Regions from separate parts of the Homo sapiens genome. Here region 1 is linked to region 2. A link is an interaction called in ENCODE POLR2A ChIA-PET data of the cell type or tissue named here. Cell type or tissue: CD4-positive, alpha-beta T cell. All regions are shown on one strand. Each heading gives the region's core, and the rest is flanking DNA. Links, peaks and the distances in the headings are about the cores only. Region 1 has its middle 14 kb from the start of CITED4. Region 2 overlaps RLF (RLF zinc finger).

Region 1 (5,375 bases), core at 252-5,251, 640 kb before region 2:
CCTCCCAGGTTCAAATGATTCTCATCCCTCAGTGACCTGAGTAGCTGGGATTACAGGCATGTACCACCACACCCAGCTAATTTTTGTTTTTTTGTTTTGTTTTGGTTTTTTACTAGAGATAGGGTTTCGCTATATTGTCCAGGCTGGTCTCGAACTCCTGGGCTTAAGATCCGCCTGCCTCGGCATCGGAAAGTGCTAGGATTACAAGCGTGAGCCACTGCGTCTGGCCCACATTTATATTTCTATTTCTCAGCACGGTCACCCAACTAAGCCAAGACTTCCCTGGGCACCTATTAGCTTTGGGGGTGTGAGAGTATTATTCTTTTCCTAGCAGAGAAGCACCAAACCCTGATGCCTTATGAGAAAGTGCTGCTTCCTCCTCCCAAATAAAGACTACCCCAATTCTCCTCTTCTACCTTAAGGCTAGTTGCTGGGGAGGTGAGGAACAGGATTCATCTTCTCACACTATTCTCCCTCCCTCCACAAAGAAAACAGAATTCAGGCCAGGCACAGTGGCTCAGGTTTGTCTCTAATCCCAGGGTTTTGGGAAGCTATGGTGGAGGGATCACTTGAGGCCAGGAGTTTGAGTCTAGCCTGGGCAACAAAGTGAGACCCTCGTCACTACAAAAAATATAAAAATAAAAATAATAATTAGCAGGGCATGGGGGCACTCTCCTGTAGTCCCAGCCACTCTTGAGACTAAGGGGTGAGAGTCACTTGAGCCCAAAAGTTTGAGGTTATAGTGAGCTATGACCGCATCACTGCACTCCAGCCTGGGTGACAGAGGGAGACTCTGTCTCTAAAAAAATAAAATAAAAAGAGAAAACAGAATTCAGACAGGACTGGGAAATTCCTTCCCAGGCTTGGCTTCCAGCCCAGCAAGAGCCAGGCTGTCGCACCCAGAGGAAACCCCCAGCTGCCCCTTCCTGCCTGGTCCAACCCTGCCCCCAAAGTCTAAGCCATGCTGGGAGGCACCTGAGGAACTACAGGAAGCGTCCTCCCAGCTCCCCCATCCCACAGGCCCCAGCCAGGACAGCATAAGACTGGGCATTTAAGAGGGCACATGACTCTCCCCACAGGGAATTTACACACCAGCCAAGGGGGCGGGGCAAACCCACGGGGTAACTGGAGATGATCACATAAGCAGCCTCCATCTGCTGGGAAACAGCAGGCCTTTAATGAAATGTGGGTAGATGTAGGCCCTGTGTCTCCCTGCCTCACCTCCACCAATATTCTTTTCCTCATTTTGAGAAGGAAACGAAGATGGGGCACAGTGGTTAACAGCAAAGCCTCAGCACTCCTTCAGGCATAAGTTTAAACCCCAGTTCAGCTTGTTGTGTGACTTTGAGCACTAATATCCCTGACTCTGAAGAAATTCCTACCATCGAATTGAAACCCACTTTCCAGTGGTGTCCACCCACTGATCCTAGATTTGTTTTCTGAGGTGATCCAGAACCTTCCACTGCCATTGCCTAGTGAGAGTCATTTAGAGGCCTGAAGACAGTGAGATCAAGGGCCCCCAGAGGCTTACCTTCTCTGAGTTAGCATTCCAGATATTTCCTTGGAGTGCCTCCATCCTGCCCACCCCTCAATCTATTGGAACCCCCCAGGAACTCAATATGAGAGGCAGACCACTGTGGTCATTAAGTGGGTGGATTCTGGAGTCAGATAGCTGTGGTGTAAGTCCTGGCTGCACCTCTTTTTAGCTGTGTAGTCTTGGGCAAGTTACTTCACCTCTCTGTGGCTTGTTTTCAGTTTCCTCACTTCAAAACAGAGACAATAATAGCTCTGATGGGATTGTTGTATTATGAGGATGAAGTCAGTTAACACATGTTAAGCCTTAAAACAGTGCCTGGGATAGTTTTGCTCATATGTCATCTAACGTGTGTGTTGTGATGGAGTGCCCTCCCTACTCCATTACCAGTTGATTGGTCCAAGGGGAGGCTTGACCTAAGCTGGGCCAATGAGTCTTTTCCCAGGGATTTTTAGATCTGAGATGCAGAAAACAGAATCAGTTTTTCTCCATTATCTTGAAGATGCAAGCTATAAAACTCAACCTTTTTCTCTGCACCATGAAGAAAATCAATGTGCTATGAAAGAGAGGGAAGATAACGTGCAGAAAATAGGAAAGACATGAGACAGAACAAGAGAGTCCTGGTTTCAGTTGCTCCTAAATACCAGCTCGATCCCAGCTCTTCTTAAAACGTCATTGTTTGCAACAGTATTTGCTGTGTAACAAGGACTTCAAATTGTTAGGGCTTAGGGCTTAAAGCAGGAATTGTTTATTAGCTCATGATACTATATGCTGCAGTTTGGCTGGGCTCAGCTAGGTGATTCTTCTGCTCTTATCTCCTGGGTTCATTCATGTAGTTGTAGTCAGCTGATGGCTTAGCTAGAGCTGGATGGTCCAGGGTGGCCTGAAGGTGACCCAGCACTTACTGACTGTCTGCCATGTTCCAGGTCCTATGGGAATACCAGAATAGAGAAAATTAATATTTACCAAGCTCCTACTTTGTGTTAGGCCAATGATGGAAATTTTAGTTGCATTATCTCATTTAATCCTCCTAATTGCCTGGCACATAACTCTTGTTGATATCACCCCCATTTTACAGATGAGGAAACAGGTTCCAAGAGAAATAATTTGCCTAAAATTTCAAGACCCAGAGGCACAGAGTTGGAATTCAAGCACAGGATTCCTGAGTGTCTGCAGAGCTCATGCTCTTGCACTGCACCATCCTGCCCTTCCCACACCAAAGAGTAAAACTTAGCTCTACCTATTTGCATAGTGTCTCTAAAAACAAACAAACAAACAAACAAACAAAAAAACTTGGCTCTACCCTCACGCTGCTTAAACTGTGGCCAAGTGGACTGAGTGGATCCAACATCCAACGGTGTCAGATTCAATGACATTCATTCAGTAAATATTCCCCCATACCTATTTTGTACTGGGCATCATGTTAGCTATTAAAGATGAGGAAATGACTCAGACACAGGATGCAGCAGCAGCAGCAGCAGCAATGTGGAGGAGGAAATGATTAATCCTGCCTGGTTTGGGCTCAGCATTGACTCGTTTATCAACCTGACTCTTAAGGAATGGGTGACGCTGGTGAGGAAATGCAGTTCAAAGCAAACTCCCCTTTCCACAGATGTGCAAGAAGGTCTCTGAGTTCCAGTTATGTGGCAGCAATCAGAGGTCAAGGTCATCATCTGGCCAGATGCAGTGGCTCACACCTGTAATCCCAGCACTTTGGGAGGCTGAAGCAGGAGGATTGCTTGAGGTCAGGAGTTCAAAACCAGCCTGGTCAATATAGTGAGATCCTGTATCTAAAAATAATAATAATAATTTTTAAAAGAGAGAGAGAGAAAGGAAGGAGGAAAGATGAACAGGTCCCAGCCAATTACTCCACAGAGTCAGTCTCACATTGAGGCAAGAGGACCAGCCTTTTATACCCCTTACTAGTTTCTTCCCAGGACTGTCAAGGACTAGGGTGGGGGAGATGGGAAGCTTCTATTTGGCTGAGAACAATTCTCAAAAGAAGCGGGCAGCTGTGACTGTTAGTAGTCTACATCATGGCAGCTGGGAAAGGGGATCTGGACAGGGCAGCAACAGCATCCATTCTGGGGAGTCTCGGTGTACTTACATTATAAATCACACAAACAACTTTATAGGCACAAGCCAACTCATTTTTCTCTCTTTTATGTGTTTAAATGCAATATTAGAGGGCCGAGGCAGGAAAATTGCTTGAGTTTGGGAATTTGAGATCAGCCTGGACAACATAGCAAGACCTCATCTCTATTACAAAAAAAAAGAAAAAGAAAAAGAAAGAAAAGAAAGAAAAGAAAGGAAGGAAGGAAGGAAAGAAGGAAGGAAGGAAAAAAAAAAAAGCTGGATGTGGTGGGTGGCGCATGCCTGTAGTCCCAGGTACTCCAGAGGCTGAGGCAGGAGGATGGCTTGAGCCCAGAAGTTCAAGGCTGCAACTTGTGCCATTGGCATATGATTTTTCCACTTGGCATATGACTGTGCCATTACTCCAGCCTGGGTGACAGAGCAAGACCCTGTCTCAAAAAAAAAAAAAAAAAGCAATATTAAATTATACACTTTGTATATAGTGTAAATATATGCATTTTCCATATACTGCATATTACCATGTAGCATATATAAAAACATACCTATTACTATAAGGATTGAATTCACAAAAATGTAATAAGCTCCTTACTGAATTTTTTTTTTTTGAGACGGACTCTTGCTCTGTCACCCAGTGGCATGATCTTGGCTCACTGCAGCCTCCACCTCCTGGGTTCAAGCAATTCTCCTGCCTCAGCCTCCCAAGTAGCTGGGACTACAGGCACATGCCACTACACCTGGCTATTTTTTTTTTTTTTAATTTTTAGTAGAAATGGGGTTTCTCCATGTTGGCCTGGCTGGTCACCAACTCCTGACCTCAAGTGATCCACCCACCTCAGCCTCCCATAGTGCTGGGATTATAGACATGAGGCACTGCACCACCCAGCCTCCTTACTGAGTTCTTAAGGACTGCATATGACTTTTGCCTTACCTGCTGATTTTAGAACTTAATGCCCCTGCCTCCTTTACATGTGACTCCATTGCAGCTGGTTGAGCCCCTCCTGCCTTTCCTAATCTCCCTCTTCCACAGGGTCACAGGGTTTGGGGTCATGCAGGGTGACCTCCTGGCTCCAGTGGCTTACCATCCCATTCGTGACACAACCCAAACTCTTGACTTGGTGCCCCAACAATCTGACCCGTGCCTACCTGCTTGATGGTCAATGCTCAGCTCACCGCCCTCCAGCCTCAGGGCTTCCAAAAATGAATGAATGAATGAATGAATGAATGGGTTCACTGCCATGCCCTAGCAAGTCACCTCAAATCCATTCCATACTTTCCACTGGCAAAAGTTCCGTAGAAGGAGCATCCCTTTCCCGCTTGGAATGCTTCCGTTGTCCCTCCCTACCCACAGAGGCAGGCTGACAATCGCTTGCTTGAGCAGGCAAGTGTAGGGCATGAGGTTAAAAGACCCCAGTTCAAGTCCCACTCTTGCCACTTGCTAGCGAGGCAACATTAGCCAAACTAAGCCTCTCTGAACATCAATTCCTTTCTGTAAAATGGGAGAAACACCTCCTGCCATTTCTCCTTGTTGCAGTGAGATGACACAGAAAGCTCTGCACAGATGATTTTCAATGTTCTGAGTCCTGACTTTCAAGGGTCTTCACCCTTCAGGACTGATCTCTCCCTCTCTCAGCACCCATTTTTCCGGCCTCACCCAGCTACTGGTACTTCCTGAACATCACTCTGTACATTCACATCATGGTGCTTTCCCTCAAAAGCTGTGCTGTTTGTTTAGAAAGCCCATTTCCTG
Region 2 (5,375 bases), core at 135-5,134:
AGCTTTCCAGGGAAAAAACAGAAATCAGAAATCTTGCTATGGCAGCAGGTTCTCAGAAACTAGTTTAAAATTAGGAAGACCTGGTCATATGTGATAAAAGCTTGGTACATACAAGATAACTCTTTTTATCTGAGAGGCTGAAATAAAATACAAAAATGACATGAGCAAAGAAAAGCAAGATATGTCAGAGTGGCTTAAAACGCACTGCTATGAGCAGAGACTTTAGAATCAGACTTTGACTGCCTTTGAACCCCAGCTTCACAACAAGTGACAAGTTCTCAACCTCTAAACTTCAGTTTCCTTATTGGTAAAATGATAACAGTAATGTTAATAACAGATTTTCCTCCTAAGGTTATAAAGATGAAATAATAACGCTGGCACATTGTAACTATTTAACAGAATACAATGTAAAATAATGGAGTAAATTCCACTGTTTAAATCAGTAAACAATTTGCCAGGCATTTAATTCTGTGTTGGGCATCATTCATTCTAAATGCTGGGAACACAAAGAAATCACTGTCATTGATTTACAGAACCCCTACTACAGCCTAGGCACTTATTTGAAATAAACTTTTTTGCACGTATTATCCTCATTTTATAGACAAAAAACCCCCAACACTCAGAACGTTAAGTTGCCCAATGTCACTAACTAGTGAGCAGAGGAGCAAGGACTTAAAAGCATTTAGGCCGGGCACAGTGGCTCACACCTGTAATCCCAGCACTTTGGGAGGCCGAGGCAGGCACATCACTTGAGGCATGGAGTTTAAGACCAGCAGGGCCAACATGGCAAAACCCCATTTCTAATAAAAATACAAAAAATTAGCCAGGCATGGTGATGCAGGCCCAAAGCCCCAGCTACTTGGGAGGCTGAGGCATCAGAATCCCTTGAACCTGGGAAGCGGAGGTTGCAGTGAGCTGAGATCACGCCACTGCATGCCAGCCTGGGCAACAGAGTGAGACTCCGTCTCAAAAAAAAGAAGATATTTGGCCTGAAGAGTAGAAGAGATGTGGACTGGTAGGTGAAAAGGGAGTGAGTGAGTGTAGAATCCCTTGCAAACTGAGACTCCAACTTTTTTTTCTTTAAAACTAGTCAAGTGTAATAGTGAGAAGGGGGAAAGAGTAGAACAGAGTTCAGTCTGTAACTGACTGTGAACAATCAATTGAGATAACTCCCTACCTTTCAGACGAGCTGAGACTCTAGCTTTTTTGAAAGAGAGGCATTACCTAGCCTGTATCAGCTAGGATCTGGTTCTGTTGTGAGTGGCAGACTTCCCACAACAGTAGTGGCCTAAAGAATATAGAAGTTTCTCCCTCTCATTTGGAATGTAGTCCAAGTAAAACAGGCCATGTTGCTTTAGTGGCTCCACAGGACTAGACCATGGGTCTCTTGACTTATTAGGATGATGTGATAGAAGTTTATCATTTGTAAGTAAGAGCAGAGAGGACTTGGGGAAAGTCAGCTAAATTTTAAAATAATTCAGTTTCTCAACAAGTTACTAACTCCTTTTGGAAGACTGTGAGGTGGACAGCAAAGAATGGCCATTCTTTCTTAAACAGCCTAATCTGGCTGGGATGGTAACATTTGAAAAATCACTAACAACATTTTTCAAAGAAAAGTAACCAGAAATACTATTATATATTCTGAACAGATATGCCAAAAAGTTACTGAAAGGAGTAGTGAATAAATGTGAATCAGGATATGCAATGTGGAGCTGAATTTTGAAGAAATTGGTGGGTCTTAAACTAGGAAGGTGAGGGATCAAGAGTGACTTGGCATACTGTTGCAAGCGCACATAGGATATAGCCAAGTCATTCAATCTTTGCTTTTTTTTTTTTTTTTGAGACAGAGTCTCACTCTGTCGCCCAGGCTGGAGTGCAATGGTGTGATCTCGGCTCACTGCCACCTCTGCCTCCCAAGTTCAAGCAGGTGGGGCAGCTTACACCTATAATCCCAGCACTTTGGAAGGCTGAGGTGGGAGAATTGCTTGAGGCCAGGAGTTCAGAACCAGTCTGGGCAACAAAGCAAGACCCTGTATCTACCACTGCTCCCCGCCAAAAAAGAAAAAGCCAGGTATAGTGGCACACGCCTGCAATCTCAGCTACTCTGGAGGCTGAGACGGGAGGATTGCTTGAGCCAAGGAGTTTGAAGCTGTAATGAGCTATGATCGCACCACTGCACTACAGCCTGGGTGACAGAGCGAGACCTGTCTCAACCAAAAACTGAAAACTAAAGTCAGAGATGGAGGATGTCAGGTTTCAAGCACCAACTTGTTGCACCCTTGCTGCTTGAAAACAGAGGTAAAGACTGAGTGTAGCTTCTAGCACCTGAGAACAGACCCTGATTGGCAGCCAGCCAGAAAACAGAAACCTTAGTCCTACAACCACAGGAACTGAAACCTGTCGATAAGAATAAGCTTTGAAGTGGATTTTCCACAGAGCCTCTGATAGAACTTAGCCTGGCAAACTACATTTTAGCCAATATGATAATCTTAGAAGAGAATCCTGCCACATTGTGCTGGATTTCTGATTTACAAAACTGAACTGATAAAAACGGACATTGTTTTAAGTATTAATTTTTGTGATGTTATTCAACAATAGAAAATTAGTACCTTTATTAAAGATTTAAACAAAACAAAATGTTCTAATGGCCAATTATAAAGTAATTGTTTAAACAGGCAAGTTCTATAGTTACCTTGAAATGTTCTTTTTTTTTTTTTTAAAAAAAAAAAGACCAAGTCTCACTCTGTCACCTAGGCTGGAGTGCAGCAGTGCAATCTTGGCTCACCACAACCTCCGCCTTCCCTGTTCAAGCGATTCTCCTGCCTCAGCCTCCAAAGTAGCTGGGATTACAGGCGCCCGCCACCATGCCCGGCTAATTTTTGTATTTTTAGTAGAGACGGGGTTTCACCAGGTTGGCCAGGCTGGTCTCGAACTCCTGAGCTCAAGTAATCCACCCGCCTTGGCCTCCCAAAGTGCTGGGATTACAGGCTTGAGCCACCGTGCCTGGCCTCTTAAAATGTTCTTAACGTGACAGGAGACACAACTTCATTCACAGTAATTAGAAATAAATATCACCTAACTTGTTTGACCATCAATTTGTTTCTGATTAATTATAGGAAGTCAATCTGGAGAAACAGTCAGATGTGGTCAATTCCATTAATCTTATTAAAACTCATTATTTCTTATCTTCCTTTAAAGGGAATTTCCTGAGAAGTTATCTTCCCACTCATTTCTTTCCTCCAGCTACAGTTAGCAGAGAAGGCATAAAGTACTCACTTCAGTTTGTATAACTCTAATGAGGCAAAATAAATGCTGCTGCGTTTTAGCTATGACACCAAACTGACGACAGCGCTCCAAAAAAGTATCTAAAGAAGGGTCAATTCTTCTTTGCAGTTTACTCCAAAAAAGAGTCAGTTCCCTATAAAAAAAGAAGATCATGGTAAAACATTTAAAGTAACTGGTATTTGCTGCCCTGCCCCCGGCAACCCAATTTTTTGATCTGTAGAAAGCTGACAGTAGAGAAAACAAAAACTAGATTAAAAGCTGTCTATATTCACCACTGCTTTCTCCCAAACTGATAAAATTGTTAAGAATCCTCCGTAACAATTCCCTGACTTCTCTCTTGTGTTTAGGGGGAAAAATAAAAACAAAACACTACCTCCTTAACAGTGGCATTTAAAAAAAACTTATTTAGATCCCATGTTGTTCTAAAAGGTTTTATCCTTCACACTGGTGATTAATATACTGATTGAATTAAGCCCTGTCCTAATGGGCAGAAATAATCAGCCATCACTAAATTAACAACGAAATATATATACAACAAAGACACTCTAATGGTACACTTCTATACAGTGATCTTAAAGGGCCCTTTCCAGATCTAAAATGTCAGGATGCTACTTAGAGCCTGTAGTTTGGAATGGTTAAATACTTCCAGTGAAATAAGTAAAATGGCACTTTTTGGAAATGGCTAAAATACAGGAATCTCACAAAGATTCATTATGGAAACAAAAGGAAAGCTTGAAAATAATAAATTAAACAAAAACATTTAATGGGTAAAACACTCACGCAAAAAAGCATTAGAAACTCAACAATGCCAAGGATAGAAATGCTAATGAGAGAATGTAAAATGTGAATGCAAGGAAAGCTAATAGTGAAACTAAAAAGAATGTTATCACTTCTAATAGCAAAACTAAAAAGAGGCCGGGCATGGCGGGTGGCTCATGCCTGTAATCCTAGCATTTTGGGAGGTGAAGGGGGGCAGATCACTTGAGGTCAGGAGTTCGAAACCAGGCTGGCCAACATGGTGAAACCTCATCTCTACTACAAATATAAAACTTAGCTGAGTGTGGTGGTGGATGCCTGTAATCCCAGCTACTTGGGAGGCTGAGAACAGGAGAATCGCTTGAACCTGGGAGGTGGAGGTTGCAGTGAGCTGAGATAGCGCCACTGCACTCCAGCCTAGGCGACAGAGCAAGACTCCATCTCAAAAAAACAAAACAAACAAACAAAAAAAACACTAAACTAAAAAGAATGCTATCACTTAATACATGTGGCTCTTTTAAGTAAATCAATGGATACTGATTAAATAATTTTCATTTAAAAATCTGTACTTTTTCATAAGCCAATTTAAAAACACTGATATCCTATATTGCTATTAACACAGACTGTCTCCCAGAAAGTTGGCTACAAATCCAAAGCTTAAGAAATGAAAACATGTAATTTAAAGTAAATATATTTAACGGAATTTATTTTCTTATATTTCTAAAGAGGGAACTGGGGCTCTTGTAAGGTGATTTTCTTTTCTTCTTTTTTTTTTTTTTGAGACGGAGCTTTGCTCTTGTTGCCCAGGCTGGAGTGCAATGGCACCATCTTGGCTCACCGCAACCTCCACCTCCCAGGTTTAAGCAATGCTCCTGCCTCAGCCTCCCAAGTAGCTGGGATTACAGGCATGTGCCACCACGCCTGGATAATTTTGTATTTTTAGTAGAGATGGGGTTTCTCCATGTTGGTCAGGCTGGTCTCTAACTCCCAACCTCAGGTGATCTGCCTGCCTCGGCCTCCCAGAGTTCTGGGATTACAGGCATGAGCCACCGTGCCCGGCATAAGGTGAAATTTTTAAGTAGTTATAAAACTCGCTTCAAAGATTGAAATGAATATATGGTGTCTCAAAAGATAAATGACTGGCCGGGCGTGGTGTCTCATGGCTGTAATCACAGCACTTTGGGAGGCCAAGGCAGGTGGATCACAAGGTCAGGAGTTCGAGACCAGCCTGGCCAACATGGTGAAACCCCGTCTCTACTAAAAATACAAAAATTAGCTGGGTGTGGTGGTGCATGCCTGTAATCCTAGCTACTCAGGAGGCTGAGGCAGGAGAA

The links. ChIA-PET counts read pairs that join two places held together with the same protein. Peaks named below come from ENCODE experiments on the same cell type or tissue, not always from the same donor. Only the 100,000 strongest peaks of a DNase experiment are listed, where the experiment ranks them.
Region 1: POLR2A ChIA-PET joins it to region 2 with 5 read pairs; 2 of 35 experiments call an interaction of 5 or more read pairs at or near these places.

What each region holds. Positions count from the first base shown.
Region 1 is chr1:40,873,555-40,878,929 of GRCh38, reverse strand. No RefSeq gene overlaps it. Among named protein-coding and RNA genes, the nearest start is that of CITED4, 14 kb to the right of the region's middle. RefSeq lists a silencer at 2,288-2,459 and an enhancer at 2,408-3,607. In CD4-positive, alpha-beta T cell, for the core only: no CTCF peak of the experiment used is centred there; DNase peaks (open chromatin) are centred at 949 and 3,049.
Region 2 is chr1:40,229,560-40,234,934 of GRCh38, reverse strand. RLF (RLF zinc finger) reads right to left here. Exons shown (of 8, transcript NM_012421.4): 7 at 3,277-3,418. Among named protein-coding and RNA genes, the nearest start is that of TMCO2, 16 kb to the left of the region's middle. In CD4-positive, alpha-beta T cell, for the core only: no CTCF peak of the experiment used is centred there; a DNase peak (open chromatin) is centred at 2,344.